Regions from separate parts of the Homo sapiens genome. Here region 2 is linked to region 1. The links are chromatin loops, found by intact Hi-C in ENCODE. Cell type or tissue: mammary epithelial cell. All regions are shown on one strand. Each heading gives the region's core, and the rest is flanking DNA. Links, peaks and the distances in the headings are about the cores only.

Region 1 (16,269 bases), core at 5,516-13,515:
CCAAAATCAGAAGGAAATTGGGACATGAAAAACCATACAAAAGATCAACTAATCAGGAAGTTTTTTTTTTAAAGAATTAACAAGATTGGTAGACCATCGGCTAGACTAACAAAGAAAAAAAATGCAAATAAACACAATCAGAAACGACAAAGGGGAATAACAACCAACCCCATAAAAATAAAAAGAAATCCTCAAAGACGACTATAAACACCTCTATGCATCCAAACTAGAAAACCTAGAAGAAATAGATAAATTCCTGGAAATATACAACCTCCCAAGACTGATCCAGGAAGAAATTGAAATCCTGAAAGACCAATAATGAGTTCTGAAATTGAATCAGTAATAAAAAGCTTACCAACCAGAAAAAAACCCAGGACCAGATGGATTCACAGCTGAATTCTATCAAATGTATGAAGAAGAGTTGGTATCATCCCTGCTGAAAGTATTCCCAAAAAAATTGAGGAGGAAGGAGTCCTCTCTAACTCAGTCTATGAGGTCAGCAAATATTTTTTTGTAAGTGAATGAAACCATAAATGAATGAATACAAGAAAGTAAGGCATGAATCCATCGTGCCAATTTTGTATGAGAAAAGCAAGGTTCGGGTTTATCCAAGGTTCCACTGCTACTAAATAGAAAAGTAGAGTGGCAGACCCACTTTTTCTCACTCCAAGCCCAATGCTCCTTCCTCTATTTCAGCAGCGCTCATGACAATATTTACTTGCCTTGCTCTGAATGTTGGCATTTTATCTTCATTTTGCATGTGCAATTTGTTCTAAGTTAAAGAGTGTCTGGACTCAGCTCAGGAAGAAATTCGGTAAACAGGTTTCACACTTACATTGATAGCATGTGATATTTTAAATATACCTAAACTATGATGAACTGAGGAAGCACTGAATTTATATAGTAGGTATATTTAATATAAAATAAAAATATCACCACAGAAAGTATTGAGCAAATAAATCCTCCTTCAGTATTTTTTCTTGAAGCTATTGCCGTAGAAAATTAAACATAGCCAGATAAATGTCCTTCCCAAAGGCATTATGGTAATTCCAAAGTAGCATGTTAGGTCATTTAACCAAGGTTTAGAGAGTTTCTTCAACTAGCTAACATCTGGGCTGTCCATGCACCATGCCTTTACTGATGGAAATGTGTTCGCTGTGGCCAGCATGCTGAGAAACTGATGTGCACGTCCATAAAATCATAAAATTGCATTGTAAAATGTCAATATGTTATCTAATACAAAATGTGCAGAATGGAATGATCCAGAAGCATTGGGAAGAAAATAATCCTTTGAATAGGAAGAACTTTAAAAGGCAAGAATACGGAAAGTACAAGAATACACTGAAAATAAAGCCAGCAAGATTAAGAACACAGGTGTCAGGAAAAAAGAACCCAAACTCGGGCAGCCACTGCTCTTCCCCAAAAATTGTGGTAGGAAGGCCCTAGCCCTAGGTACACATTCAGAGATTCTGCTGCTGAACTGCACGTCACCAGGCTGTCTACTGGCTGGAGCTAAGCTAAACACTTGTCACCCTTCTATAAGTGCAGGAAAGATGGCTTGGGAAACCTAAAGAGAGAGAAAAGTGTTTCAACAGAGTTATGATCACACAGTGAATGAAGTTTCTAGAAATGGTATAATGCAGTGAAAAGAGCACAGAACTGAGAGAGTTAGGTTTTGCAGAGTGACTCAAAAGAGAAGCTTTGGTACCAGTCATAATGCTTCATATGTGTTCACTGCTACCATCATTATTAATATTTTTGTTGACAATTTTTTTCTCAATTACATTTAAATAATCATTGCTAATATACAGGAAATCTGTTAAAAAACTCTTATATTTCTTCATATATGTGCCCAGTAGTCTTTCTCAATGCTCTAAATGTTTCTTCTCACTACCCTGAGGATATATACACTCCTTTAGCCATAGAGAAATTCTTTTATGTCGTCAGATGAGGCACGTGCTTTCTTACTTCCAGCTTTTGGCACATGCTCGTTCCTATGTTTAGAGAACCACTACCTCAATCTTTCTAACTACTAACTCCTAAAAATTCTTTAGGTCTTAGGTTAAATGTCATTTCTGGATCATCGTCCTTACCTCTCCCCACCACCACCATCATCCTCCCTGCTGACAAAATCAGATTAAGTGCCTCTACTGCATGTTTGCATAGCAACCACTTTTCAGCATAGCTGCCCTATTATAGAGCTTTTTATGCTTTACTAAAACTGCTTTTTAAATTATCTCCCTGCATAGACTATTGGGTTCTGTGAGATAAGAGGTTCTGTCTTTCTCATTCACCATTTTATGCCCAGCACCTAGCATATAGACCTGAAAACTATTTGTTGAATGGAGAGGGGAATGGGTAAATGAATGAATGGGTTAAATCTAAATTCCTCAATATAGTTTATGAAGACCTGAAGCCTGCTTACCTCACTGGTTTCTTATCTTGCTATTTAGTACATAGCACTCTATCTACCATCCATTTTGAATTTATTTCATATCCTCAAAAACACCATGGCCTCCTTCCTGGCAAGAGTTTGTATATGGTATGCTATTATTTTGCCTGGATTATTCTTCCTGATTACCCTTTTCCTGAACAATTCCTACTCATCCTGCAAGGCTTAATATTGTGGGCTTTGTTTTCACTAATCTTTCACCTCCTTTTTCTCACTCCACCTGGATTAGGTATTCCTTCAAGATAAGACCCTAGAAGTCCTCACTTCATCCATGCTAACAACTGTTAGATTTTTCTGGAGTTTCTGGTCATTAGTCAGCATCTTCCTCTAGACTATAAGCTCTCAGAGGGCAAGGGCCATTGATATCCAGTTTATCATTTTATCCTGGCACAGAGCAAAACTGTAATAAATATTTGTTGAATGCATGAATGAACTAAATAAACTATCTTTAAAAATAGAAACGATAAAATGGGAAGCATCGTTCAGGCACTGCCTTTCTCTCTTTTCCCACTAGGGAACCAATGAATCTTTAAGAAAAATATTCATGTCCTGATTCTGTCTGGGTCCTCTTTTTCTTCTGTCAGCAATTGTTGAATGTTTACACTGTAAGTTTCAAGTCTTCAATAACTATATCTCCGTAGCTCCAGCTCATCCTCTTCCTACCAGCTATTGTTCAGACCTGCAAAAGTACTGAAGCAGGAGATTTCTTCTCCTGTCTGTCTTTAGAATGCCTGCTGCCTTTCTGCCTGCAAATAGTTTGTGCATTTTCATTGTGCCTTACCTCTCTGTTGAGTGAATCTGGCCTGTGTCTTTAAGGAATGAATACGCTTGCTAGTCAGTAGACTCTTAAGTTCCCAAATTACTGGGATAAAGAGAGCATTATCTAAGTTAAGCATAATGCTTGGTGTCTCTCATTTTTTAAGCATCACAACATAACCACAGACACTTGGGATTAAACTTTATTTCATGCCCATTATAAATGGATTACATTATACCTTTATAAAATAAGGTCTAAGGAAAGAGAAATCAGTGCAAACTACCATTTGAAGATGTTGTCCAAGATGCATACTGAAAATAAAGAAGTTGTCTCATCTCTGGTACCAAAAGGTCCTATATCTTTATGCATCAAACAACATCTGTGCTGGTTCCCATTGTCCCAATCATTTGCCTGTATGTTCTCTGACAAATTTACTACCTTTTTCCTGCTCTTCTTGAAATCACAGCAAACAACATTTCTAAGACTCCTTTTGATAGAATCTCTAACGGGGACTAAGTCTTATCTGTGGCTCTGGAGAAGCTAGATTCTACTAGATAGTCCCTCCTTGCTATGGTTTCATCTTCCACTAGATAGCCCAGCTTCTAGATCCTGGTAACACCAACTTCTTCTGTTGTCCCAGGCCTAGAGACAGTAGTAGCTCCTTGTTCGTATTACTACTTGGGATGCCACACCATCGCTTGTGTGATGTTTGAGCCCTTCTATAATCTGTGAAAGCAATTTTCAAAATTAAATTCTTTCTGTTGAAACACCTAGAGCAGTTTCTATTTTTTTCCCCCGACTGACCCCTAAGTGATAAACTCAGAAAAAAAAAAAAAAACATTCAACCAATAAATCTTCTGCAGTATATAATAGTTTTAACATCTAAAATCCTTGATACAAAGAACTGTAAATCACTGATATTAAATTCTTTTTCTCTTCTAACTCCCAGTATCCATTTGGAATCCCATCTCTGTACATGTTTTTAGTTAAAAATATGAAAATAAAGTAGTTCTAGTTTATATTTTAATGAAAATCCCAATGAAATTCCATTAAAATGGAAGTCACCAGATTAATCAGGAGAATTTGAGGATAAACAGGAAAACTCAGACTGAAAACTCCATTGTAACTTGTATGAGAGAAACTAAGATATTATTTTAAGTAGAAAGTGATTAGATCTTGACAAAGTGGTTCTGAGCAACTTTCAAATATCTTAGACTCAGTCAAATAGCAAAAAATGTTTTTTCCCTAATAAGCATGTTGGGAAATTTAACAATCCAGGTATGTTTTAAAGAAAATGCTTTTATGCTTCAAATTTCTTTATATTTATATTTTTTTATTTTACTTTAAGTTCTGGGATACATGTGCTGAACGTGTGGGTTTGTTACATAGGTATACATGTGCCATGGTAGTTTCCTGCACCCATCAACCTGTCATCTACATTAGGTATTTCTCCTAATGCTATCCCTCCCCTAGCCCCCTATCCCTGACAGGCCCCAGTGTGTGATGTTCCTCTACATGTGTCCATGTGTTCTCACTGTTCAGCTCCCATTTATAAGTGAGAACATGTGGTGTTTGGTTTTCTGTTCCTGTGTTAGTTTGCTGAGAATGATGGTTTCCAGCTTCATTCATGTCCTTGCAAAGGACGTGAACTCATTTTTTATGGCTGCATAATATTCCATGGTGTATATGTGCCACATTCTTTTATCCAGTCTGTCATTGATGGGCATTTGGGTTGGTTCCAAGTCTTTGCTGTTGTAAATAGTGCTACAATAAACATATGTGTGCATGTGTCTTTATAGTAGAATGATTTATATTCCTTTGGGTATATACCCAGTAATGGGATCGCTGGGTCAAATGATATCTCTGGTTCTAGATCCTTGAGGAATCGCCACACTGTCTTCCACAACGGTTGAACTAATTTACACTCCCACCAACAGTGTAAAAGCGTTCCTATTTCTCCACATCCTTTCCAGCGTCTGTTGTTTCCTGACTTTTTAATGATCACCATTCTAACTGGCATGAGATGGTATCTCACTGTGGTTTTGATTTGCATTTCTCTAATAACAGGTGATGATGAGCTTTTTTTCATATGTTTGTGGCCCACATAAACATCTTCTTTTGAGAAGTGTCTGTTCATATCCTTTGCTCACTTTTCGATGGGGTTGTTTGTCTTTTTCTTGTAAATTTGTTTAAGTTCCTTGTAGATTCTGGATAGTAGACCTTTGTCAGATGGACAGATTGCAAAAATTTTCTCCAATTCTGTAGGTTGCCTGTTCACTCTGATGATAGTTTCTTTTACTGTACAGAAGCTCTTTAGTTTAATGAGATCCCATTTGTCAATTTTGGCTTTAGTTGCCATTGCTTTTGGTGTTTTAGTCATGAAGTCTTTGCCCATGCTTATGTCCTGAATAGTATTGCCTAGGTTTTCTTTTAGGGTTTTTATGGTTTTAGGCTTTAGATTTAAGTCTTTAATCCATCTTGAGTTAGTTTTTGTATAAGGTGTACGGAAGGTGTCCAGTTTCTGTTTTCTGCATATGGCTAGCTAGTTTTCTCAGCACTATTTATTAAATAGCAAATCCTTTCCCCATTTCTTATTTTTGTCAGGTTTGTCAAAGATCAGATGATTGTAGATGTGTGGTATTATTTCTGAGGCCTTTGTTTTGTTCCATTGGTCTATATATCTGTTTTGGTACCAGCACCATACTGCTTTGGTTACTATAGCCTTGTAGTATAGTTTGAAGTCAGGTAGCATGATGCCTCCAGCTTTGCTCTTTTTGCTTAGAATTGTCTTGGCTATATGGGCTCTTTTTTGGTTCCTTATGCAGTTTAAAGTAGTTTTTTCTAATTCTGTGAAGAAAATCAATGGTAGCTTGATAGGAATCGCATTTAATCTATAAATTACTTTGGGCAGTATGGCCATTTTCACACACACACAAAAAGATATTACATTCCATATAGATTAATATTTAAATAAACATTGAAGAAATTTAAAAATAAATAAATAAAATAAAAACTGGACAACCATGCCTGTTCTCTTTGAGGAAGTACATTTGGCATTTCATCATTAATAATAATATAAGCTCTAGAATTTTTGTAAATTGCCTTTCGTTAGACTGAGAATTTTTCCTTCTTTTTATTTTGCAGAATTCATATCATGAATTGACGTTGAATTTTGATCAACGCTTTTTCTGCACCTGTTGAACTGTCATACAATTTTTCTCCTTAAATTAATATGTAAATCACATTGTTTGACTTTAATGTTCAACCAAAAATGTATTATTCTTTTTCTATATTGCTGTATTTTATATGCCTATACTTTGTTGAGAATTATTGTGTATATTTTTATAAGAAATGTTAATTTGTAATTTTTTAAAAAATTTTTAATTGCTATTGAGATGGACATAATTAATCATGTTAATTGTGTTGATTGTGAGCTCCATTCTGTGTGAATAGAAACCATATCAAACAACATCAGTAGAAATGTGTTTTTATCAGACAGCTTTTGAGGTACTTCTACCTTATGAATAAAGGCTTTCTGCAGTTTGCAGCAAAAATAATAATAATAATAAGCTTTTCTGTAGATAACTTGAGGTCTTAACTTCATTGATGATCTTTAAAGCATCATCTTTTAAAAGGAAGTTACATTTTCTAGTATTAAAACCACAAGGAAAAAATGCTGCTAGCAGTAAGCCAACAGCCCTATAGCTTATAGTCCAGGGCAGGGGTGTCCCATCTTCTGGCTTCCCTGAGCCACACTGGAAGAAGAATTGTCTTGGGCCATAAATAAAATACACTAACACTAATGATAGCTGATAAGCTGAAAACAAATTGCAAAAAAATCTCATAATGTTTTAAGAAAGTTTACAGATTTACATTGAGCTGCATTCAAAGGCTTCCTGGGCCACATGAAGCCCGTGGGCCATGGATTAACAAGCTTGGTCAAGGGAATGTAGAGTACTAAAATTAGGTAAACTGTGTTCCTTAAACTAACTTTAATGAAGGGGCCACTTGTTTACTTATCATATACAAACACCCAAAAGTCATCAAAGGTGGATTTATCTTGAACCCTGTGTAAGGGGAAAACTGTTGGAAGTCCTATCAAATACCGTCATAACAAAGCTAAGGCAACAAACACACAAATTGCATTGAAGACAATTTTTACCCACTCTCCCAGCCTTCCCCGAACAACCACTCCCTTCAAAAAGTGCTTCCTGGGATGTTAGCTAAATGACCATGCACTGTGAAAGTCCTTCCCTGTTCCTCTGACAGCAGAAGGAATCCTAAGGCTAGAACTGAAGAAGTCAGGGGGCCATGACAAAGTTGAAGAAAGACACCCAGGTTCCTTATTCTTCTCCTCACCAATTCCTTGCAACAATGCCTGGACAGGTCGAATACTAAGTATCATTCTAAAAGGAGCATCACAGCTAGTCTCCCCACTCTGAGAACGAGATTCTTCTCTGAGTCCCATCAATTTCATATATCTACCATAAAAACTATCAAAAAGTGTTTGTTTAATTTCAGTATTTTTATTGAGAAGTTTAGGTGAGAATTTCTCAACTCTTTATATGATCTATTAAATAATGGAAATCTCTACATTGCATAGAATTTCCCTCTACTGCTTCCCAGAGAGATAATGATTTGGCCTTGTTTTCAACGCCTTCAATGATGTGGAGCCCATTTCATTGTTAGGCAGTGCTAATACTTGAAAGCACTTTCTTAAACTAAACTAAATTCTGTCTTACTTTTAATAGCAACCATTTCTAGAGTCATCATGATGTGCCAGAAACTGTTACTTGAAACAATACTTCTACCTAAACCTCACAAAAATCCTACAAGGTAGACATTATGCCACTTCCTAGCTGAAGAAAATAAAGCTCAGGAAGCTTAATTTTTCTGGCTAAGATCACAGAATACTAGCATTTACACCATTCTGGTTTTTCCTAATATGCCATACTGCTTTCTACTTTGAAAGAAATTAAATTCTCAGAAATCTAAACATTTACAATTAAATAAAGTGTCATCCTTTGAAGTGTCATACCTTTGGGATGTTTGCATATGGCCTCTCTTCACACATCTGGAACAGCTGCTTTTAGGCAACAGGGCAATAAATTTTTTGTCCTCTCAGTAAATATGGGTGGTTTGGAAGAAATAGACAAGTTCCTGAGTATTAAAATCTGTCTACATAAAAGGATACATAAATCTGAATAAGGCTTTATATCTCCCTCGTCTTTTCTATGTACAAAAGTGTGCACACACCTAGACACCCACACAGCAAGAATTAGGAAGACCTGATTTTTTTATCCCCATGTAAATAATAAAGTTTCCTCCACCCACTTTCCATGGGAGACAGACAGGGTGAACTCCAATGGCGGTGGTAGGAAAATGAAGATGGAGAGGAGGGGGAAGTGAGGAGGAAGGCATTGCAACTTTGAGGTTCTTATATACCAACACCCACTGCCAGGATGCTAGGCAACCCCCCAAGAAGCCAAAAGACTGCCCTACACCACAAAAGCCACTAGGTCCCAGGGAGAATGCAAGGTGGAATGAGGCCAGATTCTTGCCTCTAAAGGAGTCATGATTGACTGGGAAAACACGAATCAACAACTCCAATAAAAGTGAGCACACTTTAACCACCTCCATCATTGTTAACTGCAGAGTGCCCCTTAGCAGAGTGGTTAGAAGCAAGGCAAGGACATTGGGTTTGAAACCTGGCTCTACCACTAAGCTGTCCTGTCCTCTGACAGAAGAGAACTGCCGACCCCACTCTGCCAGTCAAGCTGTAGTTCCTAAGCTAGATCCTTCTTGTAAACGGATTCTAAATGTGGTTTGTGAGTCTGAATGGAGCTTGCAAAGACCACCAGGTGGGTGATCTCTAAACTATACAACTGTCATTTTACACATTATTATTAGAAAAATCAGAAACATATCAGTTCTTCTCAATCTTCAAACCCATGTAACTTCTAGGAGTTCAGCATTTACTTGAAACCCAGAACAACATAAAAGTCCAAGACCTGAAATATCAAGTGCCAACTATCTCTGCTTAGAACTCAGGGATTTCCAAGGATGTGGAAATTTCAGCACAAAAATTAGTACAGTCCCTGGGCAAAACAGAACAGTTGGTCAACCTATCAAGACCCCCTCTTGATTTAGCAACAGACTCAAGCCCTTTCCACATATACTGATCCACACCTCCCACTCAATAGGTTTAAGAAAGAAGACCAGAGAACTCACTCAGATACATTCAGAAATAAAGCAGCTTACCAGATAAGGGAAAATGGAAGAGGAGAGTGCTATCAGTGCCAGGGGACACCTCAAAAGAAACATTTGTTCCTGGTGCCCTCCCACACACAGAAAAGAGAGCCCTGCCATGAGGCCTGATTGATGCAGCGACATTCCCTTAGCTTCAATAAGCAGCAGCAATATGTTTCTATAAAGTTGCAACCTTCTCTTCTAAAATAAAAATACAACAATAAATTTCTGAAAAGTTAAGCATATATATCATTCTAGGGCACAATTTTGGAATACACCTACTTTGTGTCCAGAGAACACTGCAAAGGCAAATTAAATTAACTGTCAAAGATGAATATATAAATATTTATCCCTTCAGCAAAATGTATGTTGAGGGCCTACTACATGCAAGACTCTATGCACGGCTCTGCAGACCCGCAGAGATGTGAAGGACTCAAGTCTTGTCTGTTAGGTATCTTATTTAAATCCTCCACTATGTTCATAACATTCGCTTCCCAGTTTGTGGCTATTCTAACCTGTGTAGACTTGTTCTCCAGGGCTTGGGCCATGCACAGGAAACATTGAGTAATTCAATTGCCTCATTTGCCATCACTCCCTGAGGAAGAAACCATAGCCAATGAATTTTTAATGCGTTCAGCTTACATTTTCTTCTTTGGGAGCTTATTTCTGTCTACCAATATAGCTTAGGCATCAGGTAGCACAGATATATTAAAGACAAATGAAGGTAGAAACCCCAACAGGAGGAAAATTATTGTTTTAGCCATTACCTAGCACTTCTTGTATTGAATCAGTACTGAAACCATTTTTCCCCTCCTAATTCATTATCATTACCTTAGCTCTAAAGTCTTTATGGCTTTATTCTGCACCTGGAGTAGGAACCACCCTCTCAGAATTCAAGCAGAGAACATCAAGTGGACCAAACCACACAGATCAGAATAACACACTCCTATCTTTTATCTGACATCTCCTTTTTTTCAGCTAAACTCAGACGCCACTCTATTGTTTTAGCTGATGCTGCCTGACAGGGAAGATGACTGATTCAAGTGACAGAAGGGGTTTCAATAGAGAAAGAAGCCTGTTTAAGCTCTGGCCTGTCTGCTCCAGTAAATCTCTGGTTTTATCAGCTAGGTGCAACTGGCTCATTTCCACTAGATCGGTGGCAGTCCATCTCTTTCAAGCCCCTTGTCAGGGAAGCCTTCAGGTGCCACAGCATGCCAGGGTTGATATAAGTCAAACCTGGTGTGAACAAGGATTAACCTCTAAGATTGCATGAGACTCCCTTTCAGTCTATTCCAGGCAGGGACACGAGAAACTATAAACTCGATTAAACAAGGTAAACTTTCCTGTGTTCTTCTGCAGCAAGCATCTCATTTGCATTCCTTCAGCAGTTTGAATAAACATAACCATTGACCTGGGCAGCTCTTCCTGAGAGACCCCAGAGCTGGCACACGGTGTGAGGAGGAATAATTTCAATGTCGTCGTGGCAAAACTGGACAGCCTGTCAGAAACATGAAAACGGCTTTTGAAATCTGCATGTCTGTGTGAAGGTATAAAATATTTATACCTCAGATTAAAATATTTTATTGAATTAATATTGATTTACTATTAATTTTTAAATAGATTCATATTTCATGAGACACTCACAATGAACCCACCAATTGGGCCTCAGTGAGTGAAACCAATTACACAAATTGTTAAGGAAGCAACCAAGAAAGCAACTCTCAATGCCTGGGGAGAGACAAAAGGAATGTGAAAATCTGGCTTTATGATAAAATAAACATAATGTCTATATGCAACTGAAAGAAATACCTCATCGCACTGCTCACTTTTATGTAGGCTTTTTCTTTGTAATGTATAGCAGTGGGGTAGCCCTTGGCCAATTTTTTTTTCCTTTTTTAAGAAAGTGATCTACGTTTGGCCTCACATTTGAAAACTTCACTGCAGTGACTTTTTTTTCAAAACAGCAATTAATTCTTTCCTTCCAAGAGGAAACTGTAATAATAATAGCTACTGAAAAGTGAAGCTTCGTTAAGAGTTTCTCCCTCTAGTATTGGGCAAAGCCCTTCAGGAAAGTGCTGACAGCTAAAAACAAAAGACATTGATTGCTGTGCTCAATTAGCATCTTCAGACACAAAGCGATGGTGGCTAAGATGAGGCCTCCCAAGTGCTTTTGTACCTGCTCCATTTCAATCTGAGTCCAGAAACTTAACTGTTCCTCCCTCAGCTCTGCTATTATGCTTTCCATAATCATACCTGTATTTTTGTTTTGAAAACTCATATCGCCATCATTTCACTAGGTTCCCTTTTGGTAGGAAAATGTTTTCTAATTTATACAAGGCCTTTATACAGCCTAGGCAACAGACCCAGTTCATCTTTATTCATCTTTTTCTTTTTATATCTCATTCATGTTTTCCTTTTCTTATTCAACCATTCTAAATTGGGCCGCACTTAACACAGTTTATTGCAGTCAGTCCTTTTTTTGCACAAAACACCAGTATGTACAGTTACAGGACAAAATAAGGATTATTCTTCATTTTGTGATGAAGGGTTTTACTGTGAGCAAGATTTTAAAAGGCATGGGAAGTCTGCAGGAGATGCTAGGCTGGGTTAGGATAGCCGCATGGGGCTAAGATGATGCCCAGGGTCTCCTAATTAGATAAAGCCATTGTTTAGCTTCAGACAATACCTGTTTACAGTTCAATAAACAACTTGTCACAGTTGCTTGCTCAAAGCAGACCTAGATGTCAATGCAAACAGTTAGTACAGAGGTAGTGAAATAAATTGGTCTCCTGAGTAAATAAATTGAGCAGCAATGTGAAACTGCCTCATCAGTACTGAGGAAGATAATCATTTATAAAGGTTTAAAATGGTGTTTCATAAGTATTGACATTTAGAGAAATGTCTTTCCCCATCTAAATGACTTACCCCCCAACCTTTTCCTTTTTCTACCAGCCACTAAAAGAGAAGAAGAAAATAAAAAGAGAAGATAAAGTATTTCCAGGGTCATTCCATCAAAGTTTTTTAATGCTTTTATATAAAATTTAATAAACATCTAAAAGATGCCTGGTCTTGAATATAAATTATGAATAAGTATAGCACCTGCCTTCAAGGATTTTCCATTCTGTCATCATAGAATGAAATCAGACAGAAAGATAAGACAGGTGGAAAGGTCATTTGGCCAAATGCCTGGGTTTTGTTGTTGTTTCTTATTGACGAGTGATGAAGGAGAAACCAATAGAAGCAAGAACAGAATGGAGGTGTGTGCCTAGAAACCATTGTCAGGGAGGTGAAGCAAGGGTGGTGGGAAGAAGAAATGAGGTGACACTGTTTGGTGACTTCTTTTATGGGGCTAATGACTGCACATAATGGCATTCCCTTTCCCAAAGATCTTTGAAAGTCCTGGGAGATTCAGCTGAACAACTGAATGCAAAGATTTTACAACAAGTTATTACACATGCAAATAGAGATGTCTCAGAGACCCTGTCAGAGACCCTCATGCACACGTAAACACCAGGAAGCACAGTGGCAAATTCCAATTATTTGAATTTTGTAAGAGAAGAAGGCATTAACATTTACTCACAGGCAGCTTACAATCTTGGCTATGGTATACAACATACACCAGCATATCAGAGCGCCAGAAAGACTAATCCAAAGGGATCAGCCAACTGACATGGCATTACATGGTTGGGAGAGGGAGAGCTAAATTTATAAATATATTAGAAATCAGAAATCTTGTCCTTACTATATTCTTTCTTCTTCCTTCTTTTTGTTCAACCCCATCTTATACCCTACCCCACAGAGCCTAAGTGAAAGAGCTCTTGCCCCCAAAATGGTAGAGCACCCACCCTCAATTAGACTCATGTAACCCTCAGAGCACTTATTTTCCAAGAATTCACTTTACCTGGCCCATTATTAAAGCCTACTGAATTCTGCCACTATGAATAACATTTATTTCCCTTTAACATTGAATTTTTTTAAATGTACACTTGGAGTTTATGGCAACAGAAGCCTTTTTTTGAAATGAGAAAATAAAACTGGAGTGCGGTCAATACTATTATAAACCCCAATGATCCTTTCTTAAGATGCATATTTAACATCTGCCCTTGTAACTCAAACTCCCTGTATTCCTGGCTCTTTACAACCACACCTGCATTTTCAAATGGAGTTCACAAACTGACTGTAAGATTTCTTTCACTGGCATTTATGTCGTGGTCACAGGCCTGAGAGCACATAATGCCAGGATTACTGCTGACCTGTCCTCCGTGGAAATCTGAGCTCAGTAGTGTCTCTATAAGATGTTAGCTTTCAATGCTACTCTAGACAAAATTGGCAGTGGATGTAGTTTTTCACTTCTATTCCCAGCTTCCATGTTCTGAGACAAAACCTCATTTACTCCATGCTTCTCAGAAGGGCCCAGTGCTCTTAGTCTTCTCCCCTTTTAGAGCCTTTTTTATGGGGTGGGCGAAGGGGAGGCTCACCAATACAGAGTGAAAAGGGAAGGAATTGGTATGAAAAAACACAGGTTCCATCCCTTACTGGCTGTGTAACCTTGTTCGAGCCATGAAATCTTCTCAGCTCATATTCCTCATGTGTTAAATAGGGATAATAAAGAGATTTACTTCCTAAGGAGGATGCACATGTTACTGTTACAAAATAGATAAAGTATTTTGAAACTTAAAGGGTCAATCAGGTACTACTTTCATAATGATTATTAATTCACTCAAAAATTTAATTGAACATCTACTATTTTTGATGTTGATACAGTGATGAATAAGATGAGGTCTCTGACCTCACAGACATAATCTGATAGAGAATGTCATGGAAAGAATAATATGAATAGCATTAGATTAGAACCATAACAGAGGTATTAATCAAGTGTTATGGGGCCACAGATATGGAAGTAATTATTTTGGAGGCAAATCATGGAAACTGGGTTATTATTAAAAATATATATAATTGACAAAATATTAAGCCCTATCACTTAGTAAGGGAATATAGATATTAACTGTAGTCAAAGTCTGAAGCTTAAGGAATAAATTCTTAGGCTTGAATTTTAAGTCTCAACCAGAAAAGAAGGGAAGTGAATGAGGACTACCAAGTCCTAGTCGGCTCTTGTCCCGTGCCTTCAAGTCATATGGAGATGATCACTTCAGCTAAGGCAGACTCCCCTGACTTTTAACCATGGACTTGACTGGTTGGAAGCACCTTACATCATTTTACACCACTCCCCTTTCTTTGGCTACATTTTTTGGACCTTGATTCAACCACACCAACTGAAAAAAAGATTCACTTCAGATGATGAACCAATTTCTGGTGTAAAGGTTTGGAAAGTCCTTCAGGGAAGGTATCTGAGCAGACTTCTCATCATCTCACTCATATGTCAGTGATCTCCAAACTCTTCTGATTTATAAACACCTTCCACCTGAGCTTACCAATGCCTATGAGGTTAACTACTGACCACTTATGTGGGTGAACTACCTATGGAGCTCTAACCAGACCACACAGTCAACTCCAAAGCCAAACTCATTTCCGAAATGTCAGATCTGCTCTCCTCCTATCTTTCCTTCTCTCTGTTGAAGACACCATCACCTACTCCTTTACTAAAGTCAGAAAGCAAAAAGCTATTCTTTAATCCTCCCTTTATCTTACCTTCCTCTGTCTCCCAGACCCATTAACTAAGCCTTTTCAATTTTATATCGTTATCATTTCTTATACCTACATCCTCCTCTCCTTCCTCCTTTTATCACCAGAGTTCAGCCTGCATTCACCTTTTATCTAAACTTGGAAATAGTCACCCAACTGTCTCTTGAGCTCTCATCTCACTTCCTCTAAGTCATTTTCCAAATGCTACCAAAGTGACAGTGATCTTTAAAATCCAAGAGAGATCATGTAACCTTCCTTCTTAAAATCCTTCAAAGGTTTTTCACAGTTCATAGAGAAAAGAGTAAAATTCTTAAAATGACATAGAAGACCCTAAATTATCTAGCCTAGCAGTTGTCTTGACCTCAAAATTTTTACAACTCTCTGACTCTCCTGTGTGGTTTCATAACTTCCTGGCTTTTCTCTTAGTGGATCCCTTTGTCTGAAAAGCCGACCTCCTATCCCCAACCTCCTATCCTAACAAATACCCACTCATTTACCAACACTCATTCCAGACACCCCTTTCCCTAGGAATTCTTTATTTTATCAGACTCCAGAGACAAAACTGAACATCCTTTGTGTTCTCTTCCTGCACTTTGTCCAGATATCTAAAACCTGTTTTCCTCCTCCTGGAGAGAAAGTTCCTTAATGACAAAGACCATATCACTGTATTTCACATATCCAGAACCTAGCACAGTATCTGGCACACATCTGGTGCTTAATCAACGTTGACTGAATGAATTACACAACCTATTCCAGGAAAAGGAGTTTCACGTATCACAAACGCCTAGATTATTGTCTGGCATATGGTAAGTACTCAATAGATATTTGTTAAATGAATAAATAGATGAGTCATTTTATTCTTTGCCAGTGAACTGAAGATTTGGTCACTATTCTCAATGCAATCCTTCTTTATATATTTTTTCTCTAATATAACAATGCCCACAGCAGGCTAAGTCAGTATGTATTATACCACTATCAAATGCTGACACAGATAAGAGATGGCCTTGCTGGCTAATTGTTTCACTATTGAGAGCTCCTTGGGGGCTTCCTTCTTAGTGTCAACCTTCTAAAATATATTCCTAAGGACTTAAAACTAAAAACTGCTTTTTTCTTTTTTTTTTTTTTACTCAACTGCTGAACAACAACTAAACTAAGGCAGAGAAAATTC
Region 2 (16,269 bases), core at 5,016-13,015, 85 kb after region 1:
GTGGAGGAGTCCCAGGTAATGGATGAGATGCAGACAAGCAGAAGGGATGTGAAAGTGGCTGAAGAAGGTTCTTCCAGGCAGGAAAGAGTCCTGGAGATAATTTTTTTCTACCTCAAGCCCTAGAGCTCTATAAACAAATCTAACTTCCTCGCATAGAGGGGTCACAAAAAGAAGTCCCAAAAAAATCATGTGTGGTAGTATTTAGAAACAGAAATAGCAAGAAAAATAGCTGTATAGTGGTTAAATTATGGGTGGTTGAGGCAGAAAATACGCCTGCCTTGAATTCTAACCTTTTAATCAACCACATAGAAAACAGATGTTAAGATTTGGAACAAACAAACAAACCAGCTTGGACTGGAGAAGTGAATAATTCTGTTCAGAAACACTAAGTCAGGATGAAGGAAGATCTCTAGAATACAACTGGATATCACCAATCCCAAACCATTTTTGATTTAGGATTTCAAGAATCTCCTAGTGAAAAGAGATTGGAGCCCTCACACCACACTCATGCCTTTAGATGGTGTGAATTTTTAAAAATATACTTAAGCTTCAGTTCACTTTGGATGTGTATGGTTTCTTTCCTTGGTGGTCTTGACTTCCTCTCCCATGAACTTTTAAGGAGCTTATAAAGTCCTAAGCAAAAGAACAATTCAGGCACTTTCATGGAAGTGCACCTGGACCAAGAGGACTCAGCTCTTGGTCAGCTGGAGGCATGATAGTGTTCCCTAATGTGAAAGAACGTAAAAGCACCCTTGAAATGTGGTCACTAACATGGATGGATCTGCAGGCCATGATCCTAAGCAAACCAACGCAGGAACAGAAAACCAAATACCACATGTTCTCACTTACAAGTGGGAGCTAAACACTGAGTACATATGGACACAAAGTAGGGAAAAACAGACACTAGGGCCTATTTGAGGGTGGAGGGTAGGAGGAGGGAGAGGATTGAAAAACTACCTGTTGGGTACTACACTCATTACATGAGTGATTAAATAATCTGTACACCAAAACCCTGTGGCACTTAATTTACCTATATAGCAAACCTGCACCTATACCGCTGAACCTAACATAAAAGTTTAAAAAATGTGATCACTAAAGACATATATGTGTTTATTAACATTTTCTGAGAACACATTCTAGAACAAGAGGCAAATACTAGTAGTATTTGCTTTCTCTGGACATAAGTCAGGATACTTTTAAGAAATATGTATTCCTAGCATACTAAGAAAAGATGCAGAGGAACTCTTTGACAGGAAACACAAAGACCAGCTCCAGTCTTCTATGACCATTGTTAGATTTTTAAAAATAGTATTAGTTTACCTTAGTATGTGCTATGTAGGGATCATGTTGTAGTTTTAGAAGCCATTGCTTCTTCCTAGGTGAATGGCCTTGGGTATTTCACTTTCAGAGATCCTCATCTGAAAATGTGATGACGATGATGATGATGACAACAACGACACCTACATCTATACAAACCCACTTTACAGGAGTAGGAAGGGGCTGGGCTTGAGTACTAGCCAAGGAGCTTTGTTCTAGCATCTAGGTTCTGAGGCTGGTGGGGTCAGGAGCAGAATGAGACATATTGGTGACATAGCAGGATAACAATTTGGTAGTCCTGAAGCAGGTGCCTCTTTGTTTTGTTTCAATATCTGTTCAACATTGTCTACAGGAGATGTTGAAGACTAAGAGGGGAAAGAGCACCGTGGGCTGCAGGCTACCAATTTCTATCTTCCTTCTTTTTCTCAGCAACTTAGCTCTTGCCAGCTATTGCTACTCAATAATTTACCTTGGGTGTCTTGTCACTCTCCCCTCCAAAGTAGCTTATCTGTGTTTTTCTTACACGATATACAGTACTCTCCCTGAGACGAGTTATGGAAATATCATCTTTCTCCATGTTTTTATATTTCCAGGCATAGTTTAGACCACAAGTGTATTTTGATGCTTTGAATTATTGGCACTCCAGTAAATGGCCCTACTGATCTCCCAATTTAAGTGGCATCTGGGTAGGATTTCCTCCCTGGCAACTATCCAGCTGAACTGACCTTCCAATTTAATTTGGTTCTGGGTGGGTTATCCTGCCAGATCAGCCACATAACTGCAGAGTGAAGAGCAGCCAAAGTCTTGGCATTGTGGGTCCAGCTGGGATGAACAATAGCAATTAACAAATTGAAAAGACAAAAGTAGAGTTGAAAGTGAAAGACAATAGTCTTTGATGCTGGGACTGAGGGACTATAATCAAGCAGAAGCAGGTCAGGAAATAAAGATGTGTGTCACCATACCTGGGTTTTGGGCAATTGCGATCGATGGTTCAGCAGTGTCCTGGGCTTGTCTGAACTTACTAGTGACTCCAAGGTGAATCATTTCATTAGGTTGACTTAAAGGTTGAAGAAGACATGTTCCAGGGGTGTTGTGGGAACTAAGTAAGATAGAAAGAAAGCAAGCAAAGAAAGGCTCTTGTAATGCCTACACCACTGAGCAAATGCTATGATTACTACCTCAACTGTCCTAATTACCGATGTCTCTCAACTCCAATTTGCTCAACACTTGGTCCTCTTACAGAATACAATTAACGAGAGAGAGAGAGAGAGAGAGAGAGAGAGAGAGAGATGAACAAGCATCACGGGATTGGGATTCAGACAGAGCTGGATTCCAATCCCATCCTCAAAATCCAAAACTATGAAAACCGTGGAAGACAACCGAGGCAATACCATCCTGGACATAGGAACAAACACAGATTTCATGACAAAGGCCAAAAGCAATCGCAACAAAAGCAAAAATGGACAAGATAGGATCTTTTGCATAGCAAAAGAAACTATCAACAGAGTAAACAGACAACCTAGAGAATGGGAGAAAATTTTTGCAAACTATGCATCCAACAAAGGTCTAACATTCACCATCTATAAGAAACTCAAACAAATTCACAAGGGAAAAACAAATAAGACCATTAAAAGGTGGGCAAAGGACATGAACAGATACATCTCAAAAGAAGACATACATGCTGCCAATAAATACATGAAAAAAAGCTTAATATCACTGATTATTAGAGAAATGCACATCCAAACCATAATAAGGTACAATCTCATACCAGTCAGAATGGCTATTATTAAAAAGTAAAAAAATAGATGCTGGCGAGGTTGCAGAGAAAAGAGAACCCTTATACACTATTGTTGGGAGAGTAAATTAGTTCAACCATTGTGGAAAGCAGTATGGCGATTCCTCAAAGAGCTAAAAGCAGAATTACCATTAGACCCAGCAATCTCATTACTGAGTATATACCCAGAGGAATACAAATCATTCTACCATAAAGACACATGATGCAAATGTTCATTGCAGCACTGTTCAGAATAGCAAAGACATGGAATCAATCCAAATGCCCATCAGTGACAGACTGGAAAAAGAAAATGTGGCATATATACACCATGGAACACTATGTAGCCATAAAAAAAGAGATCACGTCTTTTGCAGGAACATGGGTGGAGCTGGAAAACTATTATCCTTAGCAAACTCATGCAGGAACAGAAAACAAAATACAGCACATTCTTACTTATAAGTAGGAGCTAAATGATAAGAACTTATAAACACAAAGAAGACAACAACAGGCATGGGGGTTTACTTGAGGAGGGAGGGTAAGAGGAGGGAGGAGAGAAAAAAAGATAACTATTGGGTACTGGGCTTAATACCTGGGTGATGAAATAATATATACAAATCCCCATGACACATCTTTACCTAGGTAACTCACCTTCACATGTACCCCCAAACCTAAAATAAAAGTTAATTTAAAAAAAATCCCAGCCTCATCATGTATTAAGCTTTGTAAAGTTAATCAATTCACTTAACTCTGAGACTCAATTTTCTATGCTTTAAAGTGGGGATAAATAATAGTAGTTTGAAAGGATGTTGTGAGGTTGAATAGAGCATTCATAAAGGGCCAGGTCCATAGTAGATAGCCGATGAATGGCATTTTTTATTGTTATTATTATTATTATTATTGAGCCGTTAGCTTGGGGCTCTTTAAAGGAGACTCCCTCCTAAGAATTACCTTTCCTTAGCATAAAGGACAATTCTTCAGGGCACTCCAGCCAGAGGAGGAGGTCCTCAATTTAAATTCACTGTTTGTAAAACAATGGATTTAAAACAATCCAAAATAAAGGTATTTTAAAAGTGTTTGGATGATAGCAAGAAAACTCCAGGGTCACCACCATGAAGTATTAGGTTGGTGAAAAAGTAATTGTGGTTTTTGCCATTGAAAGTAATGGCCGAAACCTCAATTACTTTTGCACCAACCTAATAGCTTCCGCTTACTCTTGCTGTGTCCTTAGAGGGGAAAAGAAGTGAGAAAAAGGGAGGGAAAAGACTAAAATGTTCAGATAATTTAAGGAATTGTTTTTGTTTTGTTTTTCTCAGTACAACAAGACTTTTCTGTTGAATTAAGATTTTTGGATCTTAAAGTTCTGCATTGCACATCAATGTCTTCAAAGATTAGGGAAAAATATTTGAACTTCCCAGATTGTGTGAACAATTCTGAGAATTTCTGTAGTATGAGGAGAAAAAAAAATCTCAGCAAAGATTCATTCCTTAGAGACTGACTGAAACATGCTGAAAAGTCTGGTTGAAGTCAAGAGACCCCATGCAGTCCAGACACATAGCAGGCTTCCCAGAGAACCTTAGGAGAGCAGGTTTTGAGTCACTTTCCTCTTGGCTGTAACCAGGAGGCTAAAGTACGTATGAGCCAAAGTCTTGGGAAATTTACATCAGGCGAGCAATTCAACAGGTCTTGGCCACACACAGATCCAGCTTCTGTGAAGAGTTAAGCACCAAGGATTCACAGAGACAGCAGCACAGATGTTTTCAGTCTCGGTTTCCTATTGTGTCCACCCATCCCAACTTCCCACACCCTCTGCCCAGACCCACAGCCCCTGCCTTTCTACCCTCTCACGATTCACTTGTTCGACGTGTCTCCATTAAGTGTCTCTATGAGCCCCACAGCTGCATCCCTACTCTCATACTCCTCTCTCAGAAAGAACAAATATTTGGATAAATTATGTATAATTTCCCTGCCCCATGCAGCCCTATAGGCTTCATTTACAATAAGTTGAAAAATATGCTTCTCAGAGATGGTACTTCTCTGGGAAAAGAGAGCAGATTGTGCTAAAGACGGTAACCGTGGTCTCCTAAGAACTCCTCATCATGTTCCACAGCGCATGGGAAACCAAGGTTACTATTCCATCCTCTGCTTGCAGCAGCAAAACAGATGCCTCCCCAGCCCCCAGTGCTAAAAACCTAGAGCACTGTATACCAGGAACAGATTAAAGTGGTAGCTGGAAGCATACCCAAGCCGAGGATTTACAGATGTTCAATAAAACCTGCAGACAGCCCACCGAAATCCCTGCACAGAGCTGCGAGGGCACACATCCAGCTCAGTTGGAAATGGGTCCATAGTGAGGGAAAGAAACAAGAATCATAGCTGCTCCAGATGCATGTTAGTTACAAAGGATGCTGAGGAGCTCAAGCGCATCTTTCAAGAATAGCAACTTTACAATCCATCTCAGGCTTTTTTGAACTTCAGAATTCTCACTTCACCATTAAAAGTGTTCAGTTTAGTCAGAGCGTATAACAGATATCTTGCTGCCAAGAAACGGTAAGATGCACAAGCTGAGACAAGCTTGGTGTGAGGCAGAGAACACAAATACCCCAAAAGCCACTGAGTGGCCAACCAGAGGGCTCGGCACCAAACAGGCCTTCACGTCTTATTAATATTATCCTTCTCTTGATTGCCCTATTTGGACACATTTGTAAAAAGCATTACTCACTCCACCCTTTATTCCCCAAATACAGCAGATGGTTTTAGCGCAGTGTTTCAAATCAGATGTTAGGCAGAGAGACCAAGCTGGAGCCCAGAGCATCTGGATTTTCAAGAAACAGCATGCAGAGCATGTGAGAAAGCTAGGAGGGAACAGAGGGGAGAGATTGTTCAGGGTACTTACCAGGCCATTTTTAGCCAGAGGGAAAATAACCCCCAAGTTGTGTAATTATTCTTTCTTTAAAGAAAGGTACAGGCTCACAGAGCAAAGTAAATCTATTTACTAGCTTATTTCAGGAGCTAGACATTTTAGGTAAATTCTTAAAGACACAGACAAAATGCTATCACAATTTTTCTCTCCAATTTTTTTTTAAATCAGGTGTTGAAAAGAGATTATAAATGAGGATAAAAATAGAAAAACGAGTAATTCAGCTCAATGTAGTATCCATGTGTTTCCAAAACCTGAGTGGGTTGCATTCACAAAACACAAAAGGACATGTTTCTGAAAATTAGACTTTGTCTTGTTTAAAGATTGTCAGGTACGGAATTAGTTAAATTGTGAGGCAAAGACACAATTACTTGTTTGTATCAATAACTTAAAAAGATTGAGGAGCCCGAGTGATTTCATAGTGTCCAGTTGCATATTTGTCAGCCGTATTGCGTTGCCAGCTTGTTAGTAACAATAACTCAAGATGAGATCTTCGGCAAGCTATTTAATCTTTTCCATGGCTCCAGTTTGCTCACTTGCAAAATGAGAAGGTTGGACCATATTAGCTCTGAGGCCCTTTCTTGCTCTAATATTCTACAGATAGATGAAATCCCACCTAATTAAGTAATTCATGTAAAATATATAATGCAATGTCTTACACATAAGTGGTGAATAAGTAGTTTATTAATAATAATATAAACTTCTGATACCTGGCACTATTGTTCTAGCAATTATTCTTGAACACTGACTATTTTAATGTAGAGAGAAAAGCAACACTGAACAGCTCCCACCTAGAACTTGACCCAGGTTTGATCCACAGAGGAACAGGGAAAAGCAAGTGCTCACATCCGTCCCATGCTGCTAGGAAGCAGGCTACGTGACCGATTACCAGCTCTTCTGGCAGCATTTCCTGATTTCACCAACAGTTTCTCCTAGGCATTGTTTGGAATAGGAATATGGACCCATAAATGTTACCTTTTTCCCACTCCTGAAGTATTTTTCTAATCTACCTACTTATCTGCTGTTCTCGGCCCTTAAAGTTATTTAAAAGTAATACGCATTTGTGGATTTCACATTTTGAGAGATAATAGCTACTTGAAAAGGTCTAAAAAGAAACCAATAGAAATTATAACATAAAACTTGAACATGTAAGTTCCTATTCCCTGCTTTTCTTACTGTATTTCCTTTAGTGAATGGCACTCATTTCATGGTGTGTCCAAGTCAGAAAAGTGAGTTATCCCAGACTTCCATTTTCTAACTTTTTCTTTCTCCTTCCTTCTTCCTTCCCTCATACTTTACCCAATAGTTGTGCAGTGCTTTGCCCAATTATATGCACTTGATGGATATTTGTTGAATCAACACCAGGAACAGCCTCCTACAATTGTATAGTACTATATGTGCCAGGCACTCTTCTAAACATTTCATATGTATTCACTCATGTAATACTGACAACTTCATCATTCCCATTTAACAGATTAGGAAACTGAGGCATAAGAGATTAAGTGACTTGCTCAGAGTCACATGGCTAGTAAAAATGCTTTTTAAAACCAGGCAGTTTGGTTTCAGAGTCCGTGCACTCAATCACTATTCTTTACTGTCTGTTTCTATCTTGGGACATTTAGGTTTAATCTTACCATCAGAGTAAGGTATATTTATTCCAAGCTAAATAAAATAGGCAATATATCGCTTGTGCTCAGCAATTATTTTCCTTTCTTTGTCCTATAGATATTATTGTTCTTTTTAAATTTGTCTTACCTTCCCAATTTAACAGTGTGTCTTGGAGCTCTAGAGTGACCAGGACAACACTCCAAAGTAGTATAAAGCAACTCTTTCATTCCTCTCTAGTTGACTAAGGGCACCCCCATTCCCTGCCTGCACACAAGTCAATAAGATGGGAAGCAACAGGAGGGAATAATTGAAGGGTAAATTGAGGGCAACATAGAGTTGATTGAATAACCACTGTGAAGATTCAGAAGTCTGTAAGCAGGGTGTTAGGTGATCCATGCTGTGTTTTAGGAAGGAAAATTTGTCAACACTGCATGGGACAGACTGGCATGGGGATGGACTGGGATATCACCTTGTCAACTCTGCCCCTAAGTGCTGCCTAGACATCAGGAGGGCCTCACGCTGAGCAGCGGGGACAGGGATGTTGAGACGGAGTCCAGAGATACTTTGGAGGTAAAATTGGCCTCCGTGCCTGATTAGATGGAGAGGGTAAAGGAGAAAGGAGACAAAAGCACCCTCAGAGCATGTGGACAGAGATACAGGGAGAATGGTAACATTTATAGTTATAAATGTGCACCGGTTATAGTGGTAAACAAGACAGAAATAGGCCTTGCCTTCCTGAAGCTTATAGTCTGGTGGAGACACATAATAAAAAAGCAAAGCTAATAATATCTGTCAAGTTCTACAAAAGAAACCCAGACATAGAGTATGAAGGGGAGAAGAAGAAAGCATGTCTCCTTGGAGGTAGGAAAATAAGCAGTAGAGTATTTTGTCACAGGAGTCAAGAAAGCAGTGAATTTCAACGAGAAAGGGATGTTCAAGATCAAACATTAGGAGGTCATGTGAGTTAGCATGAGACGGCTATTAATGGCTCGGGAAAGCAGAATCTGTAAAGCAGTTGAGGTAGAAATTGTGGGCCACTGGTTGAAAAGGAAGTGAGGCACAAGGAAGCTGTGAAAATCAACCCATACTAACCCTTTTGAAAGTTTGGAAGGTAAGAAAGTTGTCAGATTCAAAATGGAGTCACTTGTGTCAAACCCTGGCAAAATGAAGAGGGAGCTCTCACACATGATTTGCCTGATAACAGGAACTATTATCAGGCAATACTGCAACTTACTACATGAGTCACCCAAGGACAGCTAGCAGTACAAGGACAGCTAGTGGCTGATACAAGAACAATTGCCTGACACACTGTCTCACAGGCCTAATCCAAAACCACAAGGGCCTGACTAGAAGTCCAATATTCTAAGTCCTACCTAGCAAACACCAACCCTCGCTGATCAAAACTCACCAGCCCTTAGAAGATACTGCCAGCACCAATGGACTTTCCTTCAAATCAACTTGTATAACCTCTTCTTTCCCCCTAAAAACTCTAACCATTTTCCTTTGTTCTTCCAGACATACTAGAGGCCACCCTGTTCCGTACGTATGTCCCAGATTATAATCCTACTTCTCGCATATTATTCTTAAATAAAACCTTTTCATTTGGAGATTCGTCTCTATCTATTTTTTATGTTGGCAAAGAGAAGGAAAGAAATAGGAGGTTAGCTTGAAAGGGAAGCAGGTTTAAGAGGGCTTTTCTAAAGATAAGGCAAAGTTAACTTCTTTGTGGACTAAGGGGGAGAAGTTCTTGTAGGCAGAAGCTGAAGATTCAGGAGAGAAAATACACAGCTGAAAGAGAAAGCACAAAAGAAAGAGAAAAGAGTTTTAACAGCAGAGATGTATGAGTGAGCTATGGAAGACAGAAATAAGAAGGCTTCATCCAGAAGAGAGCATGTATCACTTGGGGCAAGAAAGGGAAAATAATGAGGTGCCCTTTTCTAAATATTGAATAAGTTCAGGAAGCTGCTCAGGAAATATTTTCACCTCCAAGTGTGAGGCTGCATCTGAGAGGCACCACCACTGTTTACAAAGAGAGACCTGCATACTAGGAGAGGATCCTGAAATAGTCTGTTATTACGAATTCAGTACACAGACAGTATTTGCAAAGTCACACCAGCATTTATCTCAAGAAATCAATAAAAAGTATTAAGTGGCTCTGATTTTCCTTTTACTATCAGAAACAGGAAAAATCTAGTAAGCCGTTTGGATAGACATCACTTAAATCAATTACCTACAAATAATTGAATTTATTTTCAAGTACAACAAAATAGGAAAATCATTTTAATTGCTTCTTTTAAATGGATATGCTTCTATAGTAAATAGTGCATAAGCAGGAGGGAAAGAAAAGCAAAAGGCAATTACATTTATTGCACACATACTATGTTCCAAGTATCTCGGACTAGCTGTAAGATACCTTTTCTCACTTAATTCTAATACCTGATAAAGTAGACATTATCACCTTTTTATAGATGGAACTGGGGCTCAAATATGTTAAAGAGCCCTTCTTCTGAATGTTCTTCCTTTCATACAACTACCTAGAATGTTCATGTCTAGATGCTGGCTTGGCACCAAACTCTAGAGCCCTGGGTTTGGCACCCCTGCCACCATGGAAGCCCTGGGCACTAACGATCCTATCCCCCAGATTTATTGTCAGAGGACCTTGGCATTTCATCATTTCGTTCACAGCCATTTGCAGCAGATAGGATCTCAGATGCTTTCTCGCCCACCATCTTTCTAGCAGCTCCCCAGCCCTTAGTCCCTGCTGAAGAGGCAGGTCCAAGTGGTTTGATGGGACCCCTCTGCCCTGTCACATCTCAGTGGATGTCCCAGGGTGAAAAACTGACCCAAGGCCAAGTGCCAGCCAACCATTCTCTAATAAGAAGCCAACTAAGACACATAGAATGCACCACTTTGCGATGGGCTCTAGAACTAAAACCCAGGCAGGTTTGGAGTTGGAGCTAATACCAAACCAAAGCTATGCAAAAGCTCTAATGTGGGCCCTGAGAGAAGAAAGAAAGAATAGAGAGAAGAAGCTGAACTGCAAAGAGGAGCATGGAACAGAAACACGGAAAATCAGAGGTAAGAAACCACATGGCCCTGGGGAAAGAGAGAACATCTCCATTCCTGACTCCTGTCCCTTTGGGGCCCACCTGTACTTAATATTGGACCCTCTTTGCATGAGGTATTGTCTAATACAGCCTTGTAACAAACCATATTTTTGAGAGAGTGTCTACTACTTGCAATCAAACTTGTTGACTAATCATTCATTGAGCACAAATCAATGTAGTAATAATACACTAACACTAACTAACATCTAGTGCTTTACATTTTAACTGTTGTGCACTCATTAATTCATTTGATCCAAACAACAGTGTTAATATTATTCTCGTTTTACAGGTAAAGAAATGTGGTGTAAAAAGTTAAAATTTAAATGTCTTCAAAACGCCACTACAAATTCATTCCCTAGAATCCTACTTCTACTTCCACCCCCAAATAAACTCTACTTTGCCTGTGTTTCAGCTAGAGTAAACTCAGGTCTTAAATCCAAGAGGGTTTTCTAACCAATTTAATTGATGGGATGAGAGTAATTCATCTCTTTTTCAACTGTAGAAACGAGTTAAAAATAGCTTCAGAAAACAAAATTTATTCCTGAACCAAAAATTAAAACTTAATAATGTGCAACCAAATTGCATTGAGCTTTTATCACATTTTGCCCTTGCTGAACATTTTTGGCTTCAGCAGCTGCTCCATGAAATGTAACTGTCACTACAGTGAATAAATAAGCAACTATTGCTGTCATACAGCTGCCCCTTGTAACAGCATTAGGGGAAAGCCTTTAGTGGAACCACAGGCCGGAAGAGAGCTGCATTCTTGCTGAATACGGATAGGATTTCATGCAGTCTACAGAAATCCCCCTTAGACTATAGTACGTGTAGAAGGGCAAATGTGCTTCAGAGTGGACGTCTGCTATTTAGCCTACCCAGAAGGCTTTCCTTCTTCTGGGAATTTTTCCAAACCTAACTCCACTCTGGCTATGTGATTCCTGTGGAGGAATTGCCATTTTTCTATACAATGCTGCCATGCTGACCACAGCCAATTGGTCCAAGCCAGGCCAACCAGAGTCTTTTCTCAAGGTGTTGCCCACTGGAACAAAGAAAGAGAATCAGTGTCTAGAAACAAAAGATTTAAAATGTACAACTTGGGAGCTATCAGTAGGCCATGTTCTCTGCCGCACAGAAGAAAGCAGCCTTCAAAGAGAATGAAGCCAATACAGAGAAATGAAAGCATTTGAATCCCTGATTGCAGTTGTGTCTGGGCTCAACTGTATCACTGTCCTCCCTGTATTTGATTGCTCAGTCCTTTCCTGGATTATCTAGGCCAATAAAACCCTTTTGTCTAAATTGTTTTGATTTCGGTTTCTGTCATTTTCATCTAAAAGTCCTATACAATCTTATCATTTATTCTCAATTTTTTGGGCCGTTTGTAAGAGAGGCACACTTTCAGTTTTGCACAGAAAACTTGGGTAGTCAAAATATATTTCTTCTCTTCCTATTGTCTTTCGTCTGACCAACATTTTCCTACTACCCAGATTAGCCTCCCAGCTCCATTTTTGCAAGTACCTTGGAATCAGAGCCACTACACTGTAGAACCTTAGGAATGCCATTTACATACGTGAATCCCATCCCCTGCTGTTGCACAACATGTAGTCATATTCAGCAGCCCTGTTGATAATTATTCAGGATTGTTTTATGCTGAGGAGAGCTGGACTGGCTTGTTCACTTAGCAACGTTAGCTTATAGTTTATGGAGAGAAAAACGGTAGATGTGGTCCCCAAATGAAACAGCGTGATATATAAGAAAGGAAAGTTATGTTCCATGACTCACTGATTCTGTAGCAAGGGCCAGCCACCTCAAACATCAAGTATTATCAGCAAAAAAGTGCTGGCAAGGCCTGTGGGAGAATTAAGTGCACTGAAGGCTGGAAAAAGCCAAAGCAAAGTTCAATGGGTCATTCAGGCCCTCATCCCCTGGTCAATAATACTAATGGAAGGGAGTCTTTGTCTTTATCCTCTGATTCTGCTCATTAGCAGTAGTCTATACAACATTCCAGACATATCCCAGTGCCGGAGCCCTCCGCCCACACCGCGTTACTGCAGTCTGTCCAAGTGGAAGGGTAACGTGGGCCCAGAATACCCACTACCAAGTCTCAGATCACACCTCAGTAAAAGGTCATTGTTGAAGTCTATCACACCAGGACTCATGCCAGGACCTTCCCAGGAAGGGCTTGGAAGAGCTGTTGCTATAGCCCTTGCCTGTATCAAACAGAGCGTGCTCAGGAATTAGGGTAAACTGAACCATCATGTGGAAGTGATAGAAAGAGGGGTAGGGATCAGGGTTTTATATGGGGATACCCCACGCAGGGAAGCACACATTCTCTTTCTACAGGACTCCTCTCAAGCAAAGTCTTCTTTCTATCCTTAATGCCCCATTCTAGCTCAATTCAGTGGTTCTCACATTCAGGGAGAAAAAAAATCTCTAAAGCCTTGTATTCAAAGTGTGGCCACTGACCAGTTGCATCATTGCACTTGAGAACTAGTTAGAAATATAGAATCTTGCTTCACCCAAACCTACTGAATCAGCACCTGCATTGTTAAAAGATGCCCACGTGATGCACATAGAGATTACAGTTGAAGAAGCACTGACTTGGCATATTTACCGAAAATATAAAATCCCAGGCATTGCCTCTAAAGATTCTGATTTTTCATATCTAAGGATGGGCTCAGGAATCTACACTTTCACCAAGCACATTTGGCAATTTTTAACCAGGAGGCTCCTGGACCATACTTTGCAAACTACTGGTTTATTTTATTCCAAAACCAAAATTCCCCTCAATACTTGTTAAAACAATTTCTTTTTTAAATTATAGATTCGGGGGTACATGTGCAGGTTTGTTACATGAGTATATTACATAATTCTGGGGTTTGAGCTTCTAGTGAAACTATCACCCAAATAGTGAACACAGTACCCAATAGGTAGTTTTCAACCCATGCTCCCCTCCCTCCCTTAATTAAAGCAATTTCTTATTTTTCTAGAGTCTTTGAGGGAGTAAGGGAAAGAAACACAGGCATAGTTCCATTATTTCATAGGAAGCTAATGGTCAAAGCAAAACAATCATCAACTTCTAATTCTGCATTTCCACCATTGGATATGTTCTCCTTCTGCACTAGAGCCAACGTCGAAATGAGCAGATGGAATGACCAAGAAACAGGGAGCCAGAAGTGGAGGAAAATGGTACAAAGTGGGGCAAACATGTGGAGCAAACAGGGGGAGGCAGAAGTAAAACAAATCAGAGCATTGCCACAGCGTCTCTTTATGTTTGTTGCTGAGAATTCTAATTCAAGCAATATAAGAAGGACTTATCTAAAAGAACCTTAAAACTCTCCTGAAAGACTTAGAAGAAGATTTGAATAAGCAGAAAGCACATATTATTCTTGGATAGGAAGGCAGCATTATAAAGATATCAGTTTCTCCTAAGTTATCCTGGAAATAAATATATTGCTTCAAGTTGGCAAAATGGTACTTAAGTTCATCTGGAAAAATAAATACGTGAGAATAGTCAGAGGAGAACTAAGGGATTATAACTGTACTAGATACGAAAGCATAATATAAAGCTATTGTAATTAAAAAGTTTGCTACTGATGCAAGTATAATCAGATCCTATAAATATAGATATCTGGTATATTATAAGGAAAATCATAAATAATGTATTAAATAAGTATATTTTTGAAAAAATAAATAAATAAATATTGAGGAAGTATTTTATAGTGTTGGACCAATTAAATAATCATTAGCAAAAATAAGTTGCTGCTAATACAGCAATTCATTGCAGATGGAACAAAAATTCAAAGAAAGCACCAAAATACTAAAATAATAGATAGGTGAATACGTTTTCATTATTAGCCAAGAATGGGAAAAGCCTTCCTAAACATGAAAAACAAAATATTAGCCATAAAGAAAGAGGTTGCTAAATTTGAATACTTAAAATCAAAACATTCTTTTTAACAAGTCAAAGTAGAAATTTTTAAATTGGAAAAAAATTGCAACACATGAAACAGAGGAATATCAATATGAAAAAGAGAATAACTCAACAGAAAAATGGGGAAAGAACATAAGCCAGCAATTTATATTAAAACAAATATAAATAGCCTGTAAATATGTGAAAAGATAGTCAATATCACTCATAATAAATGCAAATTAAAACAAAAAAGTATACCATTGTTTACAGATTAGCAATGACTTGAATAATTTCATAATACAGTACCTAATCTTGAATCTTATGCATTGTCAGTGAGACTACAAATTTTAAAAACTCTGGGGCAACTTTGACAATATTAACTCAAGTGAGAAATGCTATGGCCTTTGATTAATGGAGTCAATGTATATGGATTTATCCCAACAAAAATATTTGATTATGGGTGTAAAGGTATCTGTAGAAGGATATTTTGTAATGGTAAAAATCTGAAGACAACCTTCAGCAGGAGTTAGGTAAATGCTTATGGCACATCCATACCATAAACTATTATGCCAGCCACGAGGAAGAACAAGGTGGATCTACATGTACTTTTATTATTATTATTATTATACTTTAAGTTCTGGGGTACATTGCAGAACATTCAGTTTTGTTACATAGGTATACACGTGCCATGGTGGTTTGCTGCACCCATCAACCCGTCATCTACATTAGGTATTTCTCCTAATGCTATCCCTCCCTTAGCCTCCCACCCTCCGATAGGCCCCATGTTCTCACTCATAACTGGGAGCTGAACAATGAGAACGCATGGATCTACATGTACTTCTATGGAAAATGACTAAGAAACATAAATGGGCAGGGATTACGAGCATGACATCTGGAAATGGACATCCCCAGTTTACAAACAGCTCCTCAACTAATAAACTACATGAACTTAGATCCTTACCTTCTCTGTGCCTCAGTTTCAGTTTCCCCATATTTAAAATGGGAATAGTAACAGTATGTACTTCATAGGGTTGTTGTGAGGGCTAAAGAAAGTGGTCTTATAAAGAATTTAGCACAGTGCCCGACTCATAATAGGCACTACACACAGAGATTATCACAGTGCTTCTCTTTGGGAAGTGGAGATGAGTTTGGAGCTTGCATAGGACTTTTATTTCATACTTTTCTACACTGTTTGGTTTTCAACTTAAATATATTACTACTTTTATAATAAAAAATTCTCAGTTTAAACTTAAAGAATCCTATCAGAAACTTATTTTAAAAGACTATTCCATGAGCATTTCAATATTTGACATATTCTTAAAGTTAAATTCCCCTCAAAATAAATGTCTATAGTCTTTCCTCAAAGAATAAAGCTAAATAGCTAAATGGCAGCTCTCCAGCATCCTTAAATCTCACACTACCCATCTAGACAGGAGGGCTGAATTTGCCTGGTGAAGGATAACAGCATTGAGTCGTGAGGCTTTAGTTGACTTATTTGTTGTTATAATAAACCATTATTCATTCATTCTCCAAAGTATATAAGACAGACTGACCTTGGCAGCATTTTTTAGGAGTGAGAAGACTATAAGCCAAATATCTAATCATCAGAATCAAAATCTGATTTCTAGATCATCAGAAA

What was found. Hi-C counts contacts between places; a loop is a spot of excess contacts. Peaks named below come from ENCODE experiments on the same cell type or tissue, not always from the same donor. Only the 100,000 strongest peaks of a DNase experiment are listed, where the experiment ranks them.
Region 2: it touches region 1 in a loop (1.9-fold over the local background); 1 of 110 quality-filtered maps calls a loop at or near these places.

Annotation. Positions count from the first base shown.
Region 1 is chr1:95,578,238-95,594,506 of GRCh38, reverse strand. No RefSeq gene overlaps it. Among named protein-coding and RNA genes, the nearest start is that of LINC02607, 76 kb to the right of the region's middle. RefSeq lists an enhancer at 11,205-11,857. In mammary epithelial cell, for the core only: no CTCF peak of the experiment used is centred there; a DNase peak (open chromatin) is centred at 9,996.
Region 2 is chr1:95,492,997-95,509,265 of GRCh38, reverse strand. No RefSeq gene overlaps it. Among named protein-coding and RNA genes, the nearest start is that of LINC02607, 9.0 kb to the left of the region's middle. In mammary epithelial cell, for the core only: a CTCF peak has its summit at 8,897; a DNase peak (open chromatin) is centred at 5,705.